7 separate regions of the Mus musculus genome follow, and all the other regions are linked to region 2. A link is a loop called in an ENCODE intact Hi-C map of the cell type or tissue named here. Cell type or tissue: left cerebral cortex. All regions are shown on one strand.

Region 1 (4,000 bases), 330 kb before region 2:
GTATCAAGTGAATTTAAATATTTGTTTCAGTACTGAATATGTGTTGATTATGTGTAACTTAAAAAGATCTTCAAAACCTAAAATGTGAAAAGTGAATTAAAGTACATGTATAAGATATTTTATGTATTAAAGAAAAATACTTCATTAAGGTAATTAAAAATCTACAAGATAATAGACATTTTATCAGAACAAGTAAATATTCCAATAAGATATTTTAAATTTTATTGACCATATGCAATTTTTGTTTATTCTGAAGTGTTTGGGATTGAAGGAACCAGTTGCTGGCTCCTGCTCATGTCCACTTGATTTAGAAAATAAAAATGACATATTAACCATCTCAGATACCCATAACCCAGAAGTTATTATAAAAATGGTTCTGTTTCTGTAAAAAGATGGAAGAAACAGAATTATTACCAAATCTATAATTTCAATCTTAGCACTTAGCTTGTGGAAAAGACACCAATTGAACAGCAGTTGAATGCTAGGAAATTCTGAAAAAGGCATATGGTGTTGTGTCAAATGCTAAAGAACTGAAGATTCCATTCCTACAGACAACTCCAAGCGCCAAAAAAGCAGCATCTTTATCTTTAAGCAGAGTGGGTAGCAAATGTGAAGAAATGCTGTGGAGCTGACTGGGTCCCGGAGATACTGTAGAGGAGTTCAAAAAGCGATAGCTCCAGAGATCCCTTCTCATACAATAGAAATTGTGAGGATTCATTCAAAAACTTCTATTACAAACAGTTCTGTACAGGGAAAAATAGGTGGGGACAGAAAGTCAAATGATCAGAAAGCATTAAAATATAGAACAACAGCTAGCTTCCAAACCCCTCCCCCAGCACTGGGTTTGGTGAATCCTCCCAACTTGCCTAACCTTAATTAGTTAAGACTGGATGTTCAGAAAGTTCCCAGATGAGAATGCAAGAAAATGCAGCAGTGTTTGTAAAATAGCTAGTTCTGCAGAAAATACTAGGCTGAAAGGAAATCCAGACTGAAGAACGGCCCTCAAGGTGAGGGCTGTAACAGAAAGAGGTATGAACTCTGCTTTGTGCATCAGATTATAATTCAGTCCCAGCTTCTCCTAGAGAGACTTCCAGTGACATGTCAAGTGTCATATGACTAGCTAGCCTGTCAATGACCAACATTTACTTACCACTTACTATGCATTGGGTTCTGCTACATATTATGCTATTATTAACACTAACACCTCGTCAGTAACTCCAGGATTCATTCTGACTCTGGGTCTATTTCCTCTATGTAACATGATCCTTCTATAGTCACAATAGAAGCCACAGGCTTATGTAACCTCTAGCTGGTTTGCAGCTTTGTGACTTAAATAAAATTAGGATAGGGTTGGGGAAGTGGCTCAGAGAGTAAAGTGCTTGCCACATAAGTGTAAGAAGCTAAATTCTGATTCAGAGAATGTTTGTAAAATACAGGTAGTAAGTAGCTCATGTCTGTAATTCCATTGCCTTTAATGCAAGATGGGAAAGGAAAAGAGAAGAATCCATGGGAACACACAAGCCAGCTAGCCTGGTATATGCAATGCAATGGCAAACCAAGAGAACCTGCTACCAGCAAGGGGGAAGGGAAGGATCAACATTTTAAGTCATCTCTGATCTTCATGCACTTGAAAGGTAAGTATAGGACTGTGCTCCACACCACACATATGTAGACATAATATACACACATTAAAAACCTAAGGATAGATAATTGTTTCAAATAAGATATCTACTCCTCACTCTTTGGGAATTAGATCTGACTCATAGTGATTCCTGGAGCTATGTTACTATGCTTTCCTCACGAACCATTCTTTTCAGTCTCCCACGCCATACATATGCGGTCCAGGATTCTGTGTGCCACTGAAGTTTAGAATAACTTCATTAGCTATAAAAAAAAATTCTCAAAGGAGCATGATCCCACCATTATTGCTGCTCATCTTGGAATCTGTCTCTACCTCTCTGCTCTCCGCTCTCTATGACATTGTCTATTTTATCTCCCCACTGACAGCCTCCCAGGTTTTGAGAATATCTCAAATATATTCACCAAGAGAACTCTGGGGATTTCCACCAGGTAGGCCTACAGGCAAACCCATGTTCCCTCTGCCTCTGTTTTCCCCAAACCCTTCAGCATCCATGGTAGTCTCAGCTGGAGCTCAAGAAGCTACCACCTGCACCTCGGCTAACACACCCTTTCTTCAACCTGGACTAAGACATCTCTCTATAGGCCTTGGGTAAAGTTTATACTACCAAGATGGGGAAAACAGTTCACCAGAGGCCATGGTCCTGGCTAATCTAATGTGAGGAATGCCTAAAGCCACAACTAGCAAGTTTCAACTGGGTCATCAAATCTTCACATTTAGAATTTTACAACTGGAAGCTCCACACTATGGGACTCTAGCCCTATCCCCATCTGGAATGAGGCCACCTTACTGAGAAATACCCAGCCAACTGGCCAACTACTGAGGAGGTCAGCTGACAATGAGCACCCTGCTACATGCTGATAGAAGATCACAGGTTACAGTAACATTGCTTCCCCGGACATGCACCCCAGTTTATTCCCTACCCAAATGTTTGCTGTGCTGCGGGCATGTGCTTTTTCTCAAGTTGCTCTGTTAGAGAAGGACGTCTCTTCCATCTGGTTTAGACAAGCTAAAATGATTTGAAATGTCTTTTCTCAAATTCCCAGACCTCTCCCCACTTATATCTATTTTCTGAGAATTAGCAATTCTCTACTTCCTATAACATTGTCCAGAGAGCCTGCTTTCTGTGTGTGTGGCCGGATGGTGTCCCACACTGCTGTTGACTGGGATGTGGTTTATGTACTCTGTCATTTCAGCAGTGTTGGCTTTTTGGCAAGGAAAGCTTTGCATATCCCACACTTCTGATTATGGGAGTCCACACTGAATACCTGGAGTCTTTCTAAATAGCAATGTCTGTGTCTGATTGTTTCTCCTCTCACCTTCCTCTCCTCCCTTTCTCTGACATTTCCCCCTCTTTTTCTTTTTCCACTGCTTCCTCATCCTTTCCTCAATTCCTTTTTTCATCCTCTTCCTTTTTTACTTCTTCAATTTTGTATTTTCATTTTATCTTCATGAAAATGATTTGATGTAATGAACTACAATATTAGTTTCTCAAAAAAGCTCTTTATATATAGGAAATTTGGGATGCAAACTTAATGGCTTTGATACTTCCTAACCAGTTTGTCCATGGCTACTTTTTTTTATTCTATTTTGTTTTGTGTTTTATTTTATTGTTCTGATCAAATAACTGAAATGGGGCAAGTGAAATGGGGCATGGATACAGTCCGGTAAGGTAGAGACAGCATGGCAGCAGAGAAGGAATAGTGTAAAGAGCATGAGGGACAAGCATAACAGCAGGAACATGAAATAGCTGTTCATATTCTATCTATAGCCAGGAAGCAGTAGCCAATGGATAGGAAATAGAGCTAGGGTGCCAAACCTCGAGAAACACCTCATGAGTGAAGAGACAGAGTCCTCTTGTAGGTTCTACAACCTTCCCGACAGTTCTAATAGCCTGCAGGGGGTATTTCACATTCAAATCTCAGTACCCACTGCCTCCATCATGCCCTCTATGCAACAGATATGCAAACTGCTGTATGCCTTTTCAAATAAACCTACAACTTCCTGGATACCTTCATCCACTTCCCCCTTGCCACCATTGGTGGGGACTTGGGGATCCATTCCAATAGCTTATTCACACCTCTCTCTCTCTCTCTCTCTCTCTCTCTCTCTCTCTCTCTCTCTCTCTCTCTCTCTCTCTCTCCCCTATTGCTTCCTCCTGAGCTCTGTATCTTGGCCACCCTAGAGAGTTTAGGAGAAGATTCCTGGCTATTGGCTCCTGCTGTATTGTCCTCTTTTCTGCTCTTCATTGTTTTTCATTCCTCTATCATAAAAAGTGTGCTCCTTCAATACTGTGGTGGTAAAACAGTCCTGGTGAGCTGCATGGCCTAACTTGAAGAAAGAACTGATTTGACTCTGACA
Region 2 (4,000 bases):
TTTGCTTTCAGGGGTTCTCACTAGCTTGATCATGAAGGTATGCCAAGGCTTAAGTAAACAGGCTCCTTTTTACTTAAAAGGTATGCAAATTCCACATACACAAAAGTCCTCCTCTCAGATTTGTGGGATATCTGATAATTCCCCATTAAATAATCAGTATACACATAAAGTTTCAGCTTAATTAGTCTGGTTTTCCTCATCAACATCCTGGGTAAAATATGCTGCCCTTTTACAAATCGGTAATAATGACGTCTCTGTTAATGTAGAAAGCCTTGGCATTCACAGTGCACATTTAAACTTGCCATGAGGGGAGCACAGCTCTGCTGTAAAATATGTGTTACTTAAATTTTCCATTCTTCATCAAGTTTCCCTGTGCCTAGATACAGTACAGTCAGGAGCATGAAGGGCCTACACTACAGCCTGTGCGTTCTCTCGGGCACTAAGTCGGCCTCTGGATGGCTTCCAGAGGTGTCTGCGGAAGGCAGCGAGTAAGATCTGAAAGGTTATTTTTCCTTTGACCTACAGTAGAGAATTTTGCCATTGCAGGTATATTAGCTTGCTTGTATAAATTATCCTGTCTAACCATTTAGCTTTAATACCTCTCCTTGGGATCCATTTTTTAATTATTTGTAACTCTTCAGGCCTGAGTCACTTAACATCCATTGCTTTTTCCATTTAAATAATGATGTAAAGGGTTAAATGTCCAAAACAAGCAGCTTACTTCATAATATAAATTAAAAGAAAAAAAAAACCCTAAAGAGTCAACCCAAGAGTTTTTTTTCCTAGAATTCCTCAAAACGTTTACACTTTTAATGTTGGACCCAGGAACGAGTCAAGCATAAAGCATTCTGAACTAAAGCGAAGAGATCATACTCAAGTTTGATGTAAGAAGGGCCAAGACAAATAAGTATTTTCATGTGAAGTGCCTGGGAAGGTTCTCCTTCTCCATGTGAAAACTGCATCTCTCCCCTGACATCTCCCCATTCCCACTTCAGTCCACCCACTCTACAGGCAAAACCCCGTGCTCATCTCTTGGCACATCCTTCCCCCACGGTTTCTCTCCACACTCTCAGCGAGAAACAAATGCGTCCTCTGCAGCTGAACTCCATGTTCCTACCAGACGTTAAATAAATAGTCTCTTTTTCCTCCCTGTTGCAAGTCACTTGTCATTTGTCCCTTGTGAAAAGCATTGATAAGGCAGGCAAACTAGGAAGCAGAATTGGGGGGGGGGGGGACGGAAGATGTTTGTTAGGGAAAGACTGCGCTCACATCACTGTAGCTGATGATTCTCCCACATCCCAAGCCCTGCTTTGTTTGTTTTTGAATTGTATCACTCCTCTGCTGCCCATGGAGCTGTGGAATTTTCATGTGGACCCCAGCACTTTCAGTGCTGTGACTCAATGTATTCTTAAAGGTAGCTGTGCATCCCCCAGCCTATAAAACCTGAACTCTGCAGGAAGGTGGGGATGTAGGGAGGAAGTAACTGATATTCTTCAAGATTAAGGTGCTACAGGCTGGGGCTTCAAGTACCCACAAAACTGCCTTTCTCAGAGTAGCTGAGGGTTTAGGGATGCGCCCTCTTGTGGCCAGTCTTTTTCAAATTCAGATAAGTGTGAAACCTTAAAGGTTTCTCAAGACAGGTCAAAAGAAAGGTTGGGGATGGAGCTATTGGTGTTTACTTCATTTGGAGATGGCTTTCTTAGGGTGTGGAGAAGTAGTCTTCAGGTGACCTCATTTCTAATTCAAATCTTCTTTTCCTGGTGTCCTCCACGAGGGGGGAGGGAGCTACTTTAGACAACACCTGAGCAGTATATACTTTTGCAGGTATCACTTCTATTGTTTCTATATCCTACGTAGCAAGAACTCCAGTAAGCTAATTGTGAAAATCAGCAGCTGACCATGCCACAATCTATGCAGACGCAACAGCAGGCTGGTACTATACATTCACTGAGCATCAACTATAAAGAAGGAAAAGCAGAAAAAACTCAGTGCATTGGTAGAGAAGGCCAATTTCATTGACAATTAAGTTACAGTCACTGGATTGGCTTGACTCTCCCATACTGCTGTTCCTCTGAAGAAAAATCAGGAGTAATGGTATGGGGCCAGTCATGCAATAAATATGCTAACTTTGGGAAGCACTCTTGGGTGACACTTATAAAAATAAAATCAATTTCACTTATTGGGACAGATTGCAGGGAGCTTGAGAGTGAATATCTGCTGCTTAGCCAATGCAATTCAAATCAACTTCACAAAACCAAAATACTTCCCACCTGAACACAGGACAAATTCACTTAAAAGGTCAGAGTACCACAGCCCTTACAGTCCCTTCAGTCTCATGTTTTTCTCAGCTTTATCTAATAATCTTGAGTGAAGAGGCCAAAGTAAAACATACATTCCCATACCAGGGATCTTGCTATTGAAAAGCACATCTATAGTATGTTTACAGGTAACAGTCATTGACTGCACCCTATGTTGTCCAAATGGTTATAAAGAAAAGAAAAAAAAAAAAACTGCCCTTCTCTATTCTTGAAATGTGTTAGTTACTACATAGCAAAATAGAATTGTTCCAAAAACAACAAGACAGATCTTTGTAGTTCATTTTCACATATTTTCTCTAGCTAATCAGATAATAAATATATTTCCTGAATAAGCAACATGCTTATGTCACACCCTATGCTACTTGGAGAGTAGGTTGTACACTATGATCTTACTTGCATTTGTGAAATTATATTAAATCAACTTGAAGTCAATGTGTGCTACTTCTCACATGAGAAAATAAGCAATTGTAACAAAAACACCATGTTCCTGGACTAGAAGGAGTTTCCTCTTATAAATTTTACACTCAGTCAATGTGTGAGTCCAGTGAATCACTGATGTAAATAGTAGCTCATTTTCTCTCAAACTAAACAACAGAGAAGCAAAACTGACAGGATCCCACTTAAGTGAGAGATCCATTAGCACTGAGAAGGTCAGAAGTAAAAAGAACGAAAATGACCTAATTCTTTGCCCTACCTCTAACTGCCAAGTGATAGGTTTTCTGTACAAGCCTTGTAAGTCAGAGGGAAGGACAGAGTGCTAACATCCACTGTGCCATTAAACATGGTGGAAGTCACACATATACCTAGTCACATGATACAATTGATTCCAAGTTAGTAGAAACTGCAGTTGTGGCCAACACAGGGGAAGCTTGTACATAGAGTCTTATATGAGTCACATTGTGTCAGGACCAGGGCCAATCTCCTAAAGCAGGGAACCCACCCCTCACACACCAACCAACGCTGGAGAGGTTTTCTTTCTCACCTGTCTTTCCTCAATATGGCTCAGGAAATAAAGTCTCAATGACCAAGGTTTGGGGAACTGGGTCAAAAAAGGAACTAGTTAAGGAAGTAGGACATGGACAGAACTAACCTGTCTAAGGAGCTGGTGGGGTACCAAGGCTTCCTGTGGGTGAAGCCACCAAGCCAGCTGTCTCCTCTCCCCCCTCCCCGAAAGAAGGATGCCCAGGTCTTGCACAGCTTTCTTGAAAACAGAACATCTGAGTTAACAGGCTTTCAGGATTGGAAATTTTGAGTGTTGCCTTAATTGTTTATACTGCTGCAGCAAACTTTTAAACAAAATGCTGGGAGTCCCTGCACACACTTCACTAGCCCATATGCTCCACCAAACAAAACAATGGCATTCCTTTCAAATGGCTTTGGCAAGGGATCCTATTCCTTAGCCTGGCATTTAACATGAAAGTAAAGAGGTTTTAGAACATCTGTGTGCCCGGTCCCCACAGATTGGCAGTAAGATCTGTATCCTCATGACTGGAGAGGAGTTCTCAGTTTCGAGCCTGGGCTTTGGACAGGTATTTTTCTCCACAGCAACAGGTTAGTGTGGTCCTGAGCCAATGATTAGAATCCATGAAAGTTTTTCCTCTTAAGGATTGAGTCGTTCAGCATAGGGTCTGAGAGCCCATTGTCAAGATTGTATTCCTTGGCAAAAAGTAGTTAGTCACTTT
Region 3 (4,000 bases), 270 kb before region 2:
AAAACGTAAGCAATCCCTCTCTTCTTCCATTTTCCCAAATGGGGGACAGAAAATCTCTTTAGCCCAGTTGTGAAAGCAGGTTTACATAAAGCATGCTAGCACAGTACATCTGGCTGCACTTGCCACTGGTTCCTTTCGCATACTCCCATTGTATTGGACCAGCTGATCACCATGCCTTTCTTGTTTTAAAAAATTTTTTTAATTAGGTATTTTCTTCATTTACATTTCCAATGCTATCCCAAAAGTTCCCCATACCCTCCCCACCCCCCACATCCCTACCAACCCACTCCCACTTCTTGGCACTGGTGTTCCCCTGTACTGAGGCATATAAAGTTTGCAAGACCAATGGGCCTCCCTTTCCAATGATGGCAGAGTAGGCAATCTTCTGATACATATGCAGCTAGAGACACAAGCTCTGGGAGAGTACTGGTTTGTTCATATTGTTGTTCTACCTATAGGGTTACAGAACCCTTTAGCTCCTTGGTTACTTTCTCTAGCTCCTCCATTGGGGGCCCTGTGATCCATCCAATAGCTGACTGTGAGCATCCACTTCTGTGTTTGCTAGGCTCTGACATAGCCTCACAAGAGACAGCTATATCTGGGTCCTTTCAGCAAAATCTTGCTAGTGTATGCAATGGTGTCAGCGTTTAGAGGCTGATTATGGGATGGATCCCTGGGTATGGCAGTCTCTAGATGGTCTATCCTTTCTTCTCAGCTCCAAACTTTGTCTCTGTAACTCCTTCCATGGGTGTTTTGTTCCCAATTCTAAGAAGGGGCAAAGTGTCCACACCTTGGTCTTCGTTCTTCTTGAGTTTCATGCGTTTAGCAAATTGTATCTTATATCTTGGGTATCCTAAGTTTCTGGGCTAATATCCACTTATCAGTGAGTACATATCGTGTGAGTTCTTTTGTGATTGGTTTACCTCACTCAGGATGATGCCCTCCAGGTCCATCCATTTGCCTAGGAATTCCATAAATTCATTCTTTTTAATAGCTGAGTAGTACTCCATTGTGTAAATGTACCTACAGAACTCCAAATAGACTGGACCAGAAAAGAAATTCCTCCCGACACATAATAGTCAGAACAACAAATGCACTAAATAAAGATAGAATATTAAAAGCAGTAAGGGAATAAGGTCAAGGAACATATAAAGGCAGGCCTATCAGAGTTACACCAGACTTTTCACCATGCCTTTCTTATTCCAGAGCATCTCCCTGTCTTAGCTGTCAATTGTTAACTCTCTGCAGGTGAAATTCCTACTGAGTTAATCATTACCTTACATTTTCAGCGAGCTTTGGCATCAGAAGACTTCTTGGTGCATCTGTGTAGGCCAGAAATGGGAAGCATTCTTCATCTTTAAAAATGATTGCTAGAAGTTGCACTGTGATAGCAAGAAGGACAGGTCAGGTGGGACTTCCTGAGACAGTGAGTTCGAGGTACTTCCTGTGGCCCAACTGTAACTAAGGGAAAGGCTACTCACAGATAATCTGAATAGACTATGACCTTGCCCGTTGGGACAGCGATCCAAACAGGTCATGTCCTCTTTTCCTGGCTAAGTCCAGAGTCCTATGCAGAAAGGGAGTGATCATTGCATGAGGACATCTGCATGCACGCTTACCTACTGGAGGCTGGGCTTTTAGCCAGGACCATGTTAATCCTCCTGGTTGGTGTTGTTGACTTTCCCTCACTCCTCCATGATAACACCAACATTTGACATTATCAACTTTTTCTGCTTTTGTCTCCATGAGTAGAGACATAAGAAAGATGAGGGGTTTGTTTGTTTAGAAAAGATAGACCCTATATTCGATTTATCTTTGTATATTAGTTTGCAGAAGGGCACTTCTCTTAAGGTAGGCACATGACAGTATCATGATTAGTTCATGCACATGCAGGAACATCCATGGAGGTGTGTGTTGAGGCAGCTGGGTGAAAATCATGATTCTCTTATCTATTCACTACTGGTCACTCATGTGTTTCTTTTTTGTGCCCATCTCTAGGTGTACAAAAATGTCTCTGACTTGCTTTGTAAAAAGTCTGTTGTCTATATGCTTAAAAACATTAAGTCAAAGTTAGTTGACAGGAAGGTTCAAATCCAACTAACTTCCTCCAACTACCTTCATCATCAACCAATGCCGAATACTTAAATGGATGGTGCAGCTCCAGAGCTAAGACCTTGAAGTAAAAATAGCAAAGCGAGTCTCTTTGCTTGCCATAGTTAAAATGGAACAAATTACTGGGCACAGTTTCAAGGATCCTAGAGAAAAAGTCTCAGTGAGGAGGGGGGCACAGTGGCAAAGATACTGACATAAAGCTCCAGCTTGGGAAAATGCCAGGGTCCACTCAGAATCCACTGGGCATTTATCTGGCAATGAAGAGTGACTGTGAAGGCCAAGTTTCAGTTTTGCCACTCAATTAGTAATGGAAGCATTTTCCTAATAAGTTCAGGTCATTTGCACTTCTCTTGTAACTGCTTGTCCAGTGAAACTGCCATGCTTGGGAGAGCCAGAAACTATAATCCAAGAGCGGGGGCAGGCATTCCCCTTATCAAGCTTTTGACACAAATATTTACACTGCATTTTTTTCCTTCCATTATTCTGAAAAAAAAAAAGATTTTGTAGTTTTTTTTCCTGACATATGCCAAAGCAGGTTTTTAAATTTTGCAAGTATGCAAATAGCAAATGGAATAAGAAATTCATGCAGATGCTTTCTCAGATTTTCAAATGCAGAACATCATGTTATGCTGGTTCCAGAAGTTATAATTGCACTTAAAAGTCCTGCCTTGGTGTGGCATTTGGGGACTTTAGGGACTCTGCACACTAATTCATGTCTGACTTTTACAGCTTTGTAATCAGCCCTATTCATAAGGACCAGCTTATAAAAAACACATTTCTTCTCTGGAAGGCAAAGCTATGATTAATGAGGGCTTCAAGAGCCTCTGGGTGCTCTAGAGCCCAGTGAATAGGTGGCACTCTGGCCATGCCCAGAAACGTCTGCCAGTCTTCAGCTCCCATATTACTTTAAGAGAGCTCTTTCTGGCTGTTCATGTGCAGAAGACAGTGTCTCCTTTGGGGCAGGATGCATTGTGTAGTACCCCATCTCCTCTTCTCTCCCTGGGATCTTTTAGTAATCTATCCCAAGTGGCAAACTTTCAGGAATGTCTCCTTTAGAAGTCTTACAAAGTGTGTAAGCTTGTATCATTCCTGTATTCTGAGGAATAAAGGAAAGCTCTTTATAGAACTGGAAACATTTCCTTTCAAACAAAGGCAATGAAGTACTCCCCAGGGCTGGGCCAACACAATTCATTCCTCTGCCTCCTGAGGCCCAAATGGTGAAAGACAAGAGTGTCTTCCCTTCAAACAGTTCCAAGAGCCTAGGTCTGGAAGGACATCCCATCCAGAATGTCTGCACACACTGGACAGACAGTAGCTCCAGCTCCTGTGTCATGCTGTTTAATCTAGGACATCTGGCCACCCTATGTGGGAGCCTGTCTTCTGCGTGCCCTCCAGTGCAAGGAGGACATGTTCTGTGTCGGGGAGTGCTGGCTGCCATGGAAATGAAGCCAATTAGAAAAGACAATAGTGCAGAGTTGGCTCATGGCTGGATCTTGCACTGGAAAGTAATTATAGGTAGCCAAATTACCTCAGTCTATGTAAATTAATTATCTAATTAATTTATTTTTTACACTTCATATTTTGTACCCACCATCCACCCTCCAACTGTTCTACATCCTATATCTCCACCCCCAGGCCCCCCGTCTCCACATGGATGTTCCCACTACCCACCCCCACCCCACCTGACCTCTAAGCTCCCTGGATCCTCCATTCTCTTGAGGGTTAGATGCATCATCTCTGAATGAACACAGACTGGGAAGTCTGCTACTGTATGTGTGTTGGGGGCCTCATATCAACTGTTGTATGCTGTATGTTTGGTGGTCCAGTGTTTGAGAGATCTGGGGGTCTAGATTAATTGAGACTGCTGGTCCTTCTATAGGATCACCCT
Region 4 (4,000 bases), 330 kb before region 2:
TTAGAACAAAAGGAACATATCACAACATAAAGAAGTCAATATGCAGTAAGCACACAGCCAACATCATCCTAAATGAAGAAAATCCGAATTTCTACTAAAACCAGAAATAAGGCAGGAACATCAAAACTTCCACACTTAGTTCAATATAGTACTTGAAGGCATAGCTAAAGCAGTAGGATGAGTGAAGGAGATGAAGGGAATCTTTTTAGGAAAGGAAGGAATTAAAGTATTTTTATCTGTAGATAAGTCAATTCTGTACATAGAAGACCCTAAAAATCCTACCAGAAAACCTCAATAGCCGGTGAACGCATTTAGCCATGTAGCAAAATACAAAATTAATGCACAAAAGATCAGATCTTATGCACAAATGATGAACACGCTGAGAGAGGACCAAGGAAACATCACCATTCACAATAGCCTAAGAGATAACTTGAAAGAAAACTGAGGAAGTGAAAGACTTGTACAATGAAAACTTTAAGACACTGACAAAAGAAACGGAAGAAGACATTGAAAGATAGAAACTCTTCCCACACTAATGGATCCATAGGATGAATATTGCTAAAATGACCATCATGCCAATAGCAATCTACAGATTTAAATCGATCCCCCTCAAAATTCTGATGTAATTCTCCAAAATAATCAAACAAATATTAAATTATATTTGTGTTAGTTAACTTTGTGTTTTGTGATAAAACACTATAATGAGGGCATTCTATAGAGAAAAATGATTGTATGGACTCAGAAGAATAAGATTATCATGGCAGGGAATCATGACAGCCAGTGACAGACACAGCAGGAGGTACAGAAAGGAGGGGGTTCATGTTTTGAACTTCAAGCATGAGGGATAGAGAGCAAACTAGAATCAGTTAAGGATATTTACTACCAAAACCTTTCCCCCAGTGAAGCACTTCAACCAGCAAGTCTGCACCACCTACACTTATAAAAATAGTACCACCAACTGGTGAACACGTATTTAAATGCCCAAGACTATGAAGACATTTTTCATTCAAAGCCAACACAATATGGAAACACAAAAATCCATTTATTGGGAACAACACTGAACAATTAAACACAAGTAAATTAATGAAACAAGTGAAACTGCAACAGGGATCATCAGACCAGATTTTGGGTTAAATTATTCAGGCATAGTAATAAAAACACTATGATAATAGCATAAAAGTAGACATATTGATCACTGGAATAGAATTGAGTACCCACACATAATCCCATTCTTCTACAGCCACCTAGATTTTGACAAAGAAGCCAAAACTGCCCATCAGAGAAGAGACATTATCTCCAACAAGTCATGCTGGTCCAACTGGATAACAATATATAGCATAATGAAACTCCCAAATTTTCAGTCAGCATGCACAAAAGTGGATTCCAAATGGGCCAAGAACCTCAACCCAAGACCACACACTGAATCGGATAGAGGGAAAAGTAGAGAATACACTTGAACTCATCTGCATAGGTAAGGACTTTCTGAACAAGAACCCCTGAAGCACAGGCATAAGACCAACACTTAGTAAATGAAACCTCATAAGAAGATACTGAACAGCAAAATGATGCCATTATTTCAGTGAAGAGTTGCAGACAGAATGGGGAAAAAGCTTTAGAGCTATACATCTGACAAAGGGTTAGTATCTAGTACATACAAAAGTAAAAATCTAAATACTGAGAAAACAAACAATCCAATTAAAAAATGGGACATGTAGCTAAACAGGGAGTTCTCAAAAGATGAAATACAAATGGCTGAGAAACATTTTTAAAAATGTTCAGAATCCTTAACCATCAGGGAAATGCAAATTAGAACTACTTTTAGATTTTATCTTACCCCATTCAGAATGGCTAAGATCCAAAAACAAATGACTACAAATACTGGCGTGGATGTAGAGAAAAGACATACACTTATTCACTGCTTGTGGGAGTGCAAAAACTAGTGAAGCCACTATGGAAATCAGTCTGGAGGTTCCTCAAAAAGCTAGAAATAGACCTGCCACATGATCTAGCTATAGCACTATTAAGCATATGCCCAAAGGACTCTACATGTTACTAAGGAGATATCTTGATCATCTAAGTCTGTTGTTACTCTGTTCACAATAACGAGGAAATGGGAACAATCTTAATGTTCACCAACTGATGAATGGATAACGAACATCTGGTACTTTTACAAAATGAACTAGCATTTAGCTATTAAGAAAAATGGAGTTATGAAATTTACAGCTAAATGGATGGAACCGGGAATAATTATTGTGAGTGCAGTAGCCCAGACCCAGAAGACAAGTGTAGCATGTCTTTTCTTATTTGTGGATATTACCTTTGACTCTTCATATATTTGTGTTTCATCTGGAATGCCCATAGTGCTTTCACAAAGGGGAGATAAATACAATATGATAAGGATTAATGGGGACTAAAAGGACAATAAAGGCTTAAATTGAGATAAGGCATAGGAAGGCTGGGTAGATGGAATACAGAGAGGAGTAACTAACTCTAAAGACATTTTGAAATTGTCACATGGAAGACTACTACTATAGAAGCTTCACAAAATATGTACATACCCATATATAAGCCCTTTGGTTTAAATGACAACCACCTCTTCACTAGAATGATGTTGTCCGTTGCTGTAAGAAGCATTTTAGTTTCATGAAATTCTGTTTATTAAATGCTGATCATATGCCTATGCTACTGGGATCCTGTTCTGAAAGTCGTTTCCTAAACCAAAGGGTTCAAATGTAGTCTCTACTTATTGACTGCCATACATCCAGGAGTATACAGGCAGCACAAATTGGACTGGATTGACTTTGAAAAAAGAATACAATTTGATAAATCAGGGAGATATTTGGAAAAAGTGTGATATGATCAAAGTGTATATGATATTCTCTAAAAACTTATAAAACTGTAAAAAATACATTTAAAGTTGAAATTGTTTAACAAAACTGTATTTCAATTACTTGGGCAATATGCATATGTATTAGGGTTTATAGTAGTCAAAATATTTGAAGTGGTATATATTGATCCATGAATATTACATAATTCATGAAGTACAGTACAGACTGTAGTCATCAAATGAATCTGAACTCTTTTCATGTACAAAATAGAAAACATTCATAATACACACACACATACACACACACACCAAGGACCTTGGCAGCAGAAGAGTTAATAAAAGTTTGTTTTGTGCAGTGTTTTGTATACAAAACATACTTGTACAGCAGCAAGTGTCTAGAATATATTGAGTCACCTATACCTCACATAAATTTCCAAATACAACTATAACTGACATGAAGTAACATTTATTTATTTGTTTGTTTGTCTATTTATTTATTTAAAAGATTTATTTATTTAAAAGATTTATTTATTTAAAAGATTTATTTATTTATTTATTTATTTATTTATTTATTCTATGTAAGTACACCTTAGCTGTCTTTAGACACCCCAGAAGAGGGAGTCAGATCTCGTTACGGATGGTTGTGAGCCACCATGTGGTTGCTGGGATTTGAACTCAGGATCTTCGGAAGAGCAGTCGGGTGCTCTTACCTGCTGAGCCATCTCATCAGCCCCCTGAAGTAACATTTATATCCATCTATTTTAATTAAGGAAGTGCTCTTTTGTTTGTTTGTTTGTTTGTTTGGGTTTTTTTGAGACAGGGTTTCTCTGTGTAGGCCCTGGCTGTCCTGGAACTCACTTTGTAGACCAGGCTGGCCTTGAACTCAGAAATCTGCCTGCCTCTGCCTCCCAAGTGCTGGGATTAAAGGCGTGTGCCACCACCGCCCGGCAAGGCAGTGCTTTTCAAGAACTTGAGTGTGAAACAATGTAAGAATGCTTTCCAACTTTAGCCATAACTTTAAAAGTTTCATAGTTCTCTTACCCTTAAAGTATACATCTAACATTCTGAGTCTATTCACAGGTGTCATGGCATTCAAGAAATTCATGCTGCATGGGCTTGTCACAGCAGCAAGGAGATTATAAATCAGAAAGTGAGGATGCGTAATTTAACTAG
Region 5 (4,000 bases), 810 kb before region 2:
GTCAGTTCTCTGATACCACAATGTAGGTCCCAGGGATCAAACTCAGGTTATTATGCTGGACAGCAAATGCTTTTACCAATGGATCCATCTTACAGACCTCCTCTTCCACCTTAAATTCACTCATTGTTCAATGAACAGGCTGACTCATTTTGTGTTGTTGTAAAAAATGCTGCAATGCACAGGGAGTACAGCTTCTCTTTGACATTGTAATTTTATTTCCTTTATGCTCTCTTTTTACACAATGAAACTGCTGTATCCTAGGATAGTTCCCTTACTCATTTTTTGAGAAAATTCCAAACTGTTGGTCCATGATGGCTTTGAGTTTATTACGTTCCTATCAATAGTGTGAAAGATGTTTTCTCTACATTTTTTTTACTCTCATCACCATGGTTTTTGGTAGTTTAAATGATATCATAGGGGGTCTTTACATATTTTAAAAGATGTATTTATTTATTTTTATATGTAGGAGTAACTTACCTCCTGTATGTTACACCTTATGTGAGCAATACCCATGAAGACCACAAGAGAATATCTGGTCTTCTGAGATTGAAGTTATAGATAGTTGTGAGTCACCACATATATCCCAGGAGTAGGACCTGGGTCCTCTGGAAGAGCAGTCAGTGCTCTCAAATTGTCTAGTTATGCCTTTAGCCTGAGGTGCTGAGTTACAGTCCCCTTGTGAGTAGCACTAAGGAGACTTTCCCCCCTAATACTTGTTGATTACTTGCATATCTTCTTTGAGAAATGTATATTTGTGTTCTTTTCCCACTTTAAGTTGAAAAAACTAAGAATACACACTCATACACAGTGCAGTATTATTCATTCTTTCAAAATGGAATTTCGTAGTATGAGACAAGTGAATATAAGATATGGACGATATCGCTAAGTGAAATAAGCCAGCATAGGAAAGCAAATAATACTCTCTCTTATACATAGAATAAAAACCACTGCATCTCATAGAAACATAGAGCAGAAGATGATAGCCATAGGTATGCCTGCATTAGGGATATGCTGGTATAGGTGAGAAGGAACCATGTTTAAGTCACATGGGATGAATAAGTTCTAGACATCTAATGAGCACATAGTGATTACAGATTATAATGTTGCATCAGACAACTGAAATTTCCTGAGAATAGATCAGTGTTAACACATGTTTGGGTGTATCTTCCAAAAGGTGGAGGCTAATGCAAAACAGTCCTAACCCTTATGCTGTAAAATGACTGATGGTGGCTAAGAAAAGTGAACTTTGTCACTAGAAGCAGAGAGATGCCAGTGTTTTTCCAGGAGCCCAAAGCAGGGAATGGTGTGAGTGTACCTGTGTGCAGCAGGGCTTGTGGGGAAGCATCTAGTGGGGCTTCCGGACAATCACTTCATGGGACTAGAGAACACTTGAAAACCAGAGAGAAGTTGAACTTTTAGCTAAATGAATTCTTTTCTACAAACGAAATTGAATTTAAAATGTCCACGTGTATGTCACAGTAAAGTGAATCTTTTGGGGATTGGGCAGGAGTGCAGCCCCACTCTCACCCATGAAGTCATCTCTGCCTCTGCTCCTTAACAACTGGCTTGCAGAACCACTGAGATTGCCAGCAACATGGTACAGCAATGATTTCTGATTATATTTTCATTTATTTTATTTTTACATTCACGTGCATGTGTGTGTGTGGGTGGGGTGGGGAGACAGGGGTGTGTGCTATCGCAGATGTGTGGAGGTCAGAGCACAACTTGAGAGAGTTTGTTCTTTCCTTTTGAGTGGGTTCCAGGGATAAAACTGAGGTCTATAGGTGACTCTACCACGGAACCATCTCACCAGCCCTTAGTAAGACTACCTCTGATGAGGGGCAAGAAGGATCCCAGCACACATATTTTCCCTATTCTGTTCTGCACTGGCAAGTGCAGTTAGCAGCTGGGTACAGTCTTTCTGAGCAAAAACTGGCGTCCTTGGAACACTTCTGACCACTGCGCAGTCGCCCTTGCAGAGTCTGCAATGCTGACTCAAGGAGCCACCCGCCTAAGGCAGAACCCCTTCTTTTCTTTTCCGCCCCTGCTTTGGCACCTCTATTGCTATAAATACACCCTGTGTGTGTAATTACACCCTGGAACAGAAGTGGCTCCAGCGGCTCCTTGCTCCAGGCTATTGTGTCAGCAATATACCTCTGCAAAGCATATAAAAAGACCAGCTACTCAGGAGGTAAAGAGAGAGAAAGGATAAAGGGGGGAATATAACAACAAACAAAACTCATAAGACTGCATTATGAGTCTTCCCAGGAGAATAAAAAGGCTCCAAAACAGAGAGTCCTGCCTCTGGAGCCTACAATATGGTTTTTATAAACTTCCAGGTCTCTCTCCTTCTCCCCTCCTCCCTTTAATACACCATAACTTACTTAAAAATTGGGTACAAAAATCTATTTTATATTTAATTACAAGTTTAAAAAAAACCCAAAATTCCTGAATATTGTAGTATGCTTAAGGAAGAGGACACTACAGAGCCCAGAAAGCAGTCTTTAGATAGCCTCCTCTTCCTATCTATGTATCATGTACACCACGATGCAGCAGCACCCAACTCCAAAGAAGAGATGATCTTGACTAGAGCCATAGGGGAGATGCAGGCCTAGATCATTGCCTGGGACAATGACTGTCTCTAGGTTTAGGGCCCTCCAAGCACAGCTCTCTTTGAAAGGTCACAGCTATATGATATAAGACCTTTGTTTTGGTTAGCGGCCATAGGCCTTCTCAGTGAAGTGCTGACCAGGCTGCAGAGAAAGCCTGACATGGACATCAAAGCATGTATGGAGATTTATCTACGTGTCTGTTTGAACTTTTCCTCACCTTTGCTTGCTTCAAGCTCTAATGTCTATTAAAGAACAGAGTGAACCTATGTTTGTCCTGAACCTACTGATCTTCCACTCAGCCTTTTTTTCTCTGCAATTCTTTCCCTACATGAAGACGATGTGAAGCTAAGGTTTTGAAGATTGAATTCATTAAGTTGCCACCAATATCCAGCCACTTTAGACAGACTTCCTTGCTTTATCAGTTTCTTTCTTTATAAGGTGAACCCATCATGCAGATCAAGGGAAAGTGTACCGTTAAGATAGTCAACCAACAACAGTTGCTTAAACCACTACTATGAGTATGGTATGAGTATGAAAGAAAACTCTACTTAGCACCATTTGGACTCTTTATCTCTCTCTCTCTCTCTCTCTCTCTCTCTCTCTCTCTCTCTCTCTCTCTCACACACACACACACACACACACATACACATGTACATGCACGCATACCCTCCACCCCCCCAGAATCAGAAGGAGATGCCATGTCCAAACCTGAATTAATGGGTGTCAATGACTTTTCAGCAGACTACTGAAAAAAAAATGAGGATCCTGATATATAACATCTTTAGGGCATTCTCTGTGCTCAGGAAGCCCCATTTCCATAGGGTATCACATTTTTATGAAGAGGCTAGCAGAATTGTATTCAGGGTGGGACATAAAGCCCTAACAGAAAAAATACCACCTTGTTCAGGCTTCGGTGATGAAGTGATTGGGTTATACATCATTTTCTCCAAATTGCTTCATGTGGTTTTCAAAATCATATTCAATTAAGAATATAAAATGAATGAAATGTGTGTGTGTGTGTGTGTGTGTGTGTGTGTGTGTGTGAGAGAGAGAGAGAGAGAGAGAGAGAGAGAGATTTCATTGTTTCAGTTGATTTACCAAGTGTAAAAACAAATACATTTTGGGTGAGTGAGCATGGTATTTAGAGAGTAGGTTTATGGGTATGACAGAGGGCTTCCCAATTTCAAGCTACTTTTCTAGGAGTTTTTGTACTGTGGGTGATACTATAACTGTCTTCAGGAAGCTTTAAATCTATCCTGATGTAGCTAGCCCTAGAGGATGCCAGGAAGTAAATTAAGGACAGAATTGAAAGGGAAACACAAAGAGGTGAAGGAAAATTCAGAATGTCACGCCTGATGCTGATGTGATTATAACATCATGTAATGGTG
Region 6 (4,000 bases), 620 kb before region 2:
TATATTATGACAGTGGCAGTATGATGAGGTCATGAACTCCCTTAAGTAAATGCATGACACACATAAGATCTAAAAAACAAACAATTATGTTGAAGTACAATTTTCTCTGGTACAAATTTATTCCTCTTGGAATTCAACAATATTAAAAACAAGTAAAAAAAAAGAAATGCTGTACCTTTTATTATTAGAATACATGTTCATCTTGGGTAAGATGCAAAATTTGGAAATTATAATACAAATATAGCTTTTTAAAAACATTTTTATTTATGTATGCCAATTGTGCAAAATGATACGTTTTATTGTGACATTTCATTACATGCAAGAAAAAGGTTTTAAGTTATCGATAGCTTCAATTTTAAAAGAATCTTTTTGAGCATTTACTCATTTGTAATAGATGACCAGTTTGCTTTTTAAAAAATAAAAACCATAAAGCAGAGGATGTGAAACAGTGAACCCAAGCTTCTGAATCTTACTGCAAACACAGTCCTGGAGACGTTTCATTGATCAGAACTCCGCCAATTAGGAGACCAGAACCAGGAGAGATAGTCATTTCATCTGAGGCAACTTCTTGAACATTTAGAAATTTAAGTTCTATTTTAGGCCTCCTGGCCAGGAATCTCCAGAAACAGGATTTGAGAATCTACACGTTTCAAGGCTCCTTTGTGACTTAGGATTCTCAGCAATCACTGGCAGCTTCCCCCCATCCTCTCCATGCAGAATGCTTTCAAAGGAGGTCTCTGTTTCTTTCAAACAATGCTTGAGTTTGCAGATTCACCTCAAATGTTGCAACCCAGATTAACCCATACTGGCATCCTCATGTGCTAAGATCAGAGTAGGGTATTTAAAAAGAGAAAAGGTGGGGGGGGGGAGCACTTGATTTCTGTTTAGTTGTGTCCTCATCATAGAACTTTATTTTCCCTTGCTCGTGTGCAGAGAATGAGGGCGGGGGCTCCAGCCTGTGACTGGGCAAAAAAAAAACGAGAGCTCTACTGTCAGGAGATTGGGGTGTGTGTGTGGAGGGGGAGATTCTTGGAGTGACTCTCTGAATCTGGATCGTGGGTTTTCTCATCCTCGTGAAGTCAACGTGCTGTGCTTTATTCATTAGCACCTACAAGGGACTAATTGCCATCAGGCATGTAGGTGGAATTCCTGGCAGGGAGCAAGATATGGAATAGGTTTGATGACAACCAATGATCTGCCAAAGCCCTGTCAGAAGGAGAACAGAGCCTTGCTGTCACTCATCCACCCCTTTAAATTCAAATGAAGATGCTTCAGGGTAGGGAGGGGGAGGGGGCTGGCACATGTCCAACTTTGCATTGATGATACTGTACACTTTTTTTTTTTTTTTTACTGTATATGTGAAAGTCCCTGCTCTTGACTGTGCTGTTGCTAAAAATAAGTAAAAGAAAGTAAAAGAAATAGAAAAACCTGAAGCTTCTGTGTCAGGCTAGAATTTGCTCCTTTAAGTAATGTCAGTGGTAAGAGGTGACTGATTCATCTATGCTGGGCATCAAGGGGTCTTCTCACTTCCTGTAACTGTCAGCACAGTCAAATATGAATTATGAACACATTTCCGTGGGGCTCCTCAGTTTCTCAAGCAGGCTATGATCTACAAAAGACAAAAGCTGCTAATGCTGTCATGAAACATTCAGAGGTCAGTCATGCAAACTAGAACAAGATCCCCTGGCAGGAAACACTTCAAGCTTTGCACATAATAGTAGTGTTCTGTAGTTAGTCATACAAGGCATGAGCTGCCTTGCCCAGGGACAGGGAGCAGCAGTATCAGTGAACAGCAATGCTCACATATTTAAGTCAGAATTACTCCTCGATAAACAAGCTTGGAACTCATCCAAGTAATTAATGTGTCCAACTTCAGCCTTCTCCAATAGTACCACCGTTTCTTCCCATCCTTGTGGCCATTCACCTTCTCCCTGCTACTTTCTGTGGTAGGCAGGGAGAGTAACAAGTTCCATGTTCTGCTGTGCCAGATCAGTGGTTTCTCAGTAAAATGAAGGCATGACTCACTGCCTCATGCTGGTTTACTGCAGAATCTCTGGTCTCAAATACATCCAGCCAATGACAGAAAGTGATCTGTTCTGAGTAGTTCTATGGATGAAGAGTTCACAAAGATGCCTCCATAATAACCTTTCAAGTCAGTAAGATCACAACTGCTTAAAATCATGACAGCCTATGTAACATTTTTTTTTCTGTAAGTGTTTTCAAGAAACTTACCCCACTGAAGTCCTTGCTATTTGTTTCACAAGCACTTTATTTTGTTTTTCTATGGTTGGAATGACTACATTTTCTTAAGATGACTACAAATGTTATGCCAGTGACATTTGTAGGTGGAATCAAAACAGTGTTAATTAGTTTTATTGAACAGTTCCCTGACTTTAGCCTGTCTGTTATTAACAAACACACCGTATATTTTCCTAAGCTGTTGAGTACCAAGTCCTTCATAGCTCGTCATGTTACCTTAAAGCCCCTTTACCTTGTGCTGTCGGCTTGCATAAATTACACATATTCTATAGATGTCTTACTGGGACAATTGGTGGTCAATGACCATGCATATCCATTTCCTGTTCCTTTGATGGAGTGATAAAACAGTGACAAAAATTTACCTACATTTCCAAGAAGGGAATTTCATGATCAAATGTTAGTGAGCCCAATTATAGAAATGAGATGGGTTAGTGCAGATGGATAAATAATTCCAGCTGTCAAAGTAGGAGAGGGCAAAGTGTTGTTTCCTTGCCCTTTTGTGCCCTTACAAAAGAGCACAGCTTCATGTTCTGTGTTTTGTGTGTAGAGACACATTCACACATCGTGAAACAGGAGATGGAGTGGGGAAGGGGAACAGAGAGGAGAGAATAGAGGAACAATTCAGTTGGAAAAATCAACAAACTGGGTAGAGCCAGGGTTCCTCCCACAGACCTCAGGTTTAACTTCTTAAGGATGAACCATCATATGCTGCATACGTATCAGAAGATGGCCTTGTCGGCCATCACTGGAAAAAGAGGCCCATTGGACACGCACACTTTATATGCCCAAGTACAGGGGAACACCAGGGCCAAAAAGTGGGAGTGGGTGGGTAGGGGAGTGGGGGGGTTATGGGGGACTTTTGGGATAGCATTGAAAATGTAAATGAGGAAAATACCTAATAAAAATAAAAAAATAAATAGAAAAAAGGATGAACCATCAAAGCCAGCCATGGTGGCACACGCCTTTAATCCCAGCACTCGGGAGGCAGAGGCAGGCAGATTTCTGAGTTCAAGGCCAGCCTGGTCTACAGACTGAGTTCCAGCACAGCCAGGGCTACACAGAGAAACCCTGTCTCAAAAAAACAAAAAAACACACACAAAAAAATGAACCATCAAAAGGTCTTTCTTAAATTTGTGTATTAACCCTTTTTCGTTGAGCTGCATGGATGGTTCTGATGGTATTCAAGTTAATAAATGGTAGGCTGGTGTTTAAGCTGAGCCTCCTACCTAAGGGTAGGACATAGGTAAGAAAGAATTTGCTCTGTAACTTAGGTTCAGCTCTCAGATTCAATCAAGAAAAGCAAACAATCAAACAACTCAGAGAAAGGTTTGATTTGGACCCAGTGTTAGTGTGTTCAGGATATTAAGATGAGTCTTACAAGTATGGACCACCCCTGAGGCAAGCTTCTGTGCAGAGTGTTCTGGTGTAGTCGATGAGGTGGTCCTTGGAAGTCTAGCCCTAGATATCTACTCCATAAGGAGTAGGCTAAAACATTTTGTACAACACTTAAAATAAAGGTGGAAATATTCTTACCAAAGAACAAGTACTTTTATAGGTTTGGCTTTGTTTTACAAATTGGCATTGAGTATTTTTTTTTAAACATTTTTGTTTATAAACAGTATTTTGAAATTTTTTACTATGTAAAGTAATGTTTTCTTGAGCAATTATTCTATTAATCTCAAATCAGCATGCATAAGAACGGAATTCATTCAGGCATTTTTTTACATTTGTGCCATTAAAC
Region 7 (4,000 bases), 740 kb before region 2:
TTAAGTTTTAAGAAAGCAAAAGGCATCAAACCCCAGAAATTCTCACTTGCTGAACAGGGTGAATAACTTCATTATCTCCTGTTGGGAGCCAGAGGTTTTAGAAGTAGAGAGGGATCTCTTGGAGGGATGACAGCCACGTGGCCGCCTTGCCAGCTGTAGGTGCTTATGTTGCAAGGTAGAGATGACACACATGTCTAATGTAGACAGATGATCTGGGAACATCAAGAGGGGAATCAGGGCTGGGAAATCTACTTTTACCTTTAACTCTTGTGAGCCATCAAGTGATGGTTCTGATAAAATGTCATGGTTAAAAATATTTTCATAGAAGAGAGAACCTTCCCCATTTACTGAATGGTCAGCAAAAGGCAGAGATGGGGAGATCTCTCTGGTCACTAGAACCCACAGAAGAAAGTGTCAAATAAACCTCCACATGAAATACTGCCTCAGTACTTATGAAATAAATATTCCATACTGAAAAATGAAGAGAGAGTACAAACTGACTTAATGGCATGGAAATCTGTGGATACACGAAGAGACAGATGATGAAAACAGAAGTGTTATTAGGGTGTGTCAGGGAAAGAATGAGAAAACGTCTATGTAGAAAAACAAGGAATCGAAATCCCTTAAGTTCAGGCTACCATAACAGTACTATAAGCCTATGCATAATGTAAGGTCATCTCCCACAGGTTTAGAGTGAGAAAGTTACACAGTGTATTGGCAGCATAGCTAGGTTTTGGTAATGGCCTTGCATACTGTCCACTTCTCCTGTACCTTTATTTATCATGAAGAAAGTGAGTAAGCTCTTTAGAAATGCTTTTGTAAAGGCATCACTGTCTCCTGTCCATGAAAATCCTGCTCTAATATTCCATCTCCTAATGATGGCACCTTAGTTGTTCAGCTCTTCTTCTACACATGCATGGGGGACATAGACATTCATCCACAACAGCCGAGGCCTTGAGAAAGAAATAACTGAAGGCTGTATACTTGTCTTCCGATGGTGGCAGGATCTGGTAAGTTATGGAAAGTGGAAGCCCAGCTTTGGCATAGAGAAGATGACCTGTAATCTGGATGCAGATTAGAAATGTTACCTTTTGTTAGCTATGGACTCTGTCTTGTCAACAAAGACATGGGGCAGGGAAGTGGCAGGACTGTGGTTATGGTGACAAGAGATGGAAAGTCATTTGTCCTCTCAGTGATGAGATGAGAACATTCTGAAGTTGGAGTTGGAGAGATAGGAAGCCGAAAACGCATGGTTTAGAGGCTCCAGTAACTAGACACAGGGGAAATTATACGTAGAGATGCCTGGCACAGTTCAGAATCCATCTGAGAGTTGTTGACTTGGCAATAATGAGGATCATTCAGTATAGTTTGATTTTTTCCTGCAAAGTTGAGTGACTCTGGGGAAAGCATTTTAAAAGTATTGCTGTTTATTGCTTATGGCTTCTTTTCTTTATGGACAGGCTATCATACTGGTGAGGAAACTGAACCTTTGAGAAGGAAAGCAATTTGTTTCAAATTATACAGTTTGAAATATCTGGGACCCTTTATAGACCTTGGCGATTAGAAATAACGACTGAGTTTTTTTTTTTTCATCCCTGTATGTCATCACTAGGATAAATGAGCCAGTATCCTATAAAACATACAGCACTGTGTTCTGCCCATGGAAGGCATTCAATGAATGTCAGCTATGAAACAACCTTTAAAGAATGTTATCAACCACATTTTCTATGAAGTTTAAAAGATATTGAAACTGTGAAATTCTGAGCCTATTACCTGGAACTTAATGAATGTTGGTGCACTTCTATTAAACCCCCATCAGTATCAACGTGTATGTAATTTACCTTCTTAATCCTGTGATGAGAACTGTGCTGCTACTAAAGGCCACTAGGTGGAGCCACCCAAGAGCAAGTCAGATCGTTTACCTTCAGATTGTTGCTCAGATACAGGTAGGCTACAAGAAGCAGGATGTTGGCAACCCAAAAAGAAAAAAAAAAAAAAAAAAAAGAGAAAAAAGGAGAGAAAGAAAGAAAGAAAAAATGAGTTGTTATAAATACACAAACAGATGGCTAGGGAAAGAAATAGGGTTGCACTTAAAGCATATATTTGAGTAAGCAACTAAAACAAAGAGCATTTATATCCAAGGAGACTGTTAATTTGATAGGCAAGCAACAAGAGCCAATGCAAATTTCCTCTGCTGGAAAGCTAGAGGAATTAGAAATCATGCCTATGTTCTCTCAAAACCATTCTACACTCTGAAGCTACTAAATCCATGGATCAGGTAAACATTTGAACTCTGGTGTGTGTGTGTGTGTGTGTGTGTGTGTGTGTGTGTGTGTGTGTGTTGGACACCCTTTCCATACCTCCAACACAGGTAATGGATATGCTGAGCTGTAACTGAGTAAGGTTCATATCCCTTCCCTACACCCAGTCCTGCCTAACTTATAATTTGATAGCTATCTTGCTAGCTGCCAACTCTGTCCAAGATCAACACATGAAACCACCTACTGTTCCCAGGAATGTGGCTTCATAAGGAGGCAATCCCAGGTATCACTCTGTTGCAACCCCTTCACTCCAGGTGGCTGAAACAGAACTGCTGGTTTTTCTTATGGCTCTTTCCCTCTGAGCAGTGATGTAATGCAATTGAAATCTTTGCCCGTTTATTGTCCTATCGCCCATAGCCCTGTGACTCTCTGGTATCCTGAGAAAGGATTGGATTCAATTAAAAATAAAAGCCAAGTCTTATCATTAGCATGTCATTTGCGTCTATTTTCTAGGTTTGACTCGCCCATACTCGGGTATCTTTAGTCTTTCTCTTGCTTCCTGGATCCCCCACTGAAGCCATATGTATCTGCTTGTAGCCAGTGCAACTGAGCTCCCCAAACACAGATTCCCATGAAAACTGAACAAAAGAGGAGGGGAGAGGCAGAGCATGTTAAATGTCTCATTAGGCCTTCTGTCTGATTCTCATTAGATTCGCTGACTGCTTCTCATTAGGCCCATTGCCTCGACTTCTTTCAGGCCCTGAATATGTAGGCCAGTGCTTATTGTCATGGTTGGTCGAGAAGATCTATTTCATTTATTCATAAATTGAATGTGGCTTCTGAAAAGTCCCAGGCAGTTTCTTTTGGCAGTGTTAAGGCAGGCTTATTGTTGTTATTTGTTATTTTTCGAGTCGTCCTAGGCAGGGTGGGCAGAAGTAATAACTTAAAAGACGCAGCCGAAAACTTCAAACACTGCTTCAGAATTAGGGCACTGGGGAATCATCATCGCAGCCAAAAGGCCAGCCTCCCGTGTGGACATGTGCAACAGGGCCTCATGAACCAAGTCATCAATACTGCAGTGCTCAGCAAGTACACAGCACGGGGATAAGGAGAATGCAGGGGAAGAGTGGGGCCTGGACATGACTAAGCTGCAATCCCCGTCCTTCTGACCATTGCAGAGCATGCACACAGTGTTGAAAAAAGAGGCAAATAACAGCATTAATAAACTGCTGTACTGTTTAACACTCTGCAAGATATGCACATGCAGCATTAGCATATTGTAAAGACATCAGTTCCATGTCAGTATTCAGCACAGCCGAACAAGTGGCTGCTGGAGAAATCTCTCATGAGATAGCAGGTGGTTCACAGAACTTAGAACTGATTACATGCTGGTCATGATAGAGTGGACATCACTTTGGAGTCTCATGGGAGAGACATGTTTCCAGTAATGCAAAAAAGACTAAAGAGCCTTTCCCAAGAGTGTAAAAAAAAAAATCAGTTTTACATGTTTTCTCTACTCTTGATTTCCTCCTTAATGTTGGCTTCCTATTTTGGGTGAACACGGTGTGTATCCAACCTTTACTCTGAGAGCCATTTGATGCACCAAATCAGAGACTGTTTCCTCCCAAAGTTGTCTTTCCCCAGACTTGGAAGGCTGAAGGTAGAACTTTAATAACCCTCAGAAAGCAGATGTTTTTCTTTCAACTAAATGTCTGAAGTGAAGTGTGTTTAATATGGCT

Evidence for each region. Hi-C counts contacts between places; a loop is a spot of excess contacts. Peaks named below come from ENCODE experiments on the same cell type or tissue, not always from the same donor. Only the 100,000 strongest peaks of a DNase experiment are listed, where the experiment ranks them.
Region 1: it touches region 2 in a loop (3-fold over the local background); 4 of 42 quality-filtered maps call a loop at or near these places.
Region 3: it touches region 2 in a loop (2.0-fold over the local background); 2 of 42 quality-filtered maps call a loop at or near these places.
Region 4: it touches region 2 in a loop (2.9-fold over the local background); 4 of 42 quality-filtered maps call a loop at or near these places.
Region 5: a loop joins it to region 2, with 2.8 times the contacts of the local background. A loop is called at or near these places in 6 of 42 quality-filtered maps.
Region 6: a loop joins it to region 2, with 4 times the contacts of the local background. A loop is called at or near these places in 8 of 42 quality-filtered maps.
Region 7: a loop joins it to region 2, with 5 times the contacts of the local background. A loop is called at or near these places in 27 of 42 quality-filtered maps.

The regions. Positions count from the first base shown.
Region 1 is chr13:16,346,826-16,350,825 of GRCm38, reverse strand. No RefSeq gene overlaps it. Among named protein-coding and RNA genes, the nearest start is that of Gm31711, 87 kb to the right of the region's middle. In left cerebral cortex, no CTCF peak of the experiment used is centred here; DNase peaks (open chromatin) are centred at 579, 1,492 and 1,851.
Region 2 is chr13:16,018,416-16,022,415 of GRCm38, reverse strand. All of the region lies in intron 4 of Inhba (inhibin beta-A), which reads right to left. It also overlaps the pseudogene B230303A05Rik. Among named protein-coding and RNA genes, the nearest start is that of Inhba, 8.6 kb to the right of the region's middle. In left cerebral cortex, a CTCF peak has its summit at 1,591 (motif pointing left); DNase peaks (open chromatin) are centred at 333, 1,033, 1,555 and 3,016; H3K4me3 peaks cover 1,499 bases; H3K27ac peaks cover 1,493 bases.
Region 3 is chr13:16,289,349-16,293,348 of GRCm38, reverse strand. No RefSeq gene overlaps it. Among named protein-coding and RNA genes, the nearest start is that of Gm31711, 30 kb to the right of the region's middle. In left cerebral cortex, no CTCF peak of the experiment used is centred here; a DNase peak (open chromatin) is centred at 2,343.
Region 4 is chr13:16,353,413-16,357,412 of GRCm38, reverse strand. No RefSeq gene overlaps it. Among named protein-coding and RNA genes, the nearest start is that of Gm31711, 94 kb to the right of the region's middle. In left cerebral cortex, no CTCF peak of the experiment used is centred here; DNase peaks (open chromatin) are centred at 938, 1,502 and 1,932.
Region 5 is chr13:16,823,848-16,827,847 of GRCm38, reverse strand. No RefSeq gene overlaps it. Among named protein-coding and RNA genes, the nearest start is that of Gm25020, 380 kb to the left of the region's middle. In left cerebral cortex, no CTCF peak of the experiment used is centred here; a DNase peak (open chromatin) is centred at 2,028.
Region 6 is chr13:16,639,807-16,643,806 of GRCm38, reverse strand. No RefSeq gene overlaps it. Among named protein-coding and RNA genes, the nearest start is that of Gm31711, 380 kb to the right of the region's middle. In left cerebral cortex, no CTCF peak of the experiment used is centred here; DNase peaks (open chromatin) are centred at 1,136 and 1,986.
Region 7 is chr13:16,761,842-16,765,841 of GRCm38, reverse strand. No RefSeq gene overlaps it. Among named protein-coding and RNA genes, the nearest start is that of Gm25020, 440 kb to the left of the region's middle. In left cerebral cortex, a CTCF peak has its summit at 1,876 (motif pointing right); DNase peaks (open chromatin) are centred at 1,881, 2,609, 3,054 and 3,227.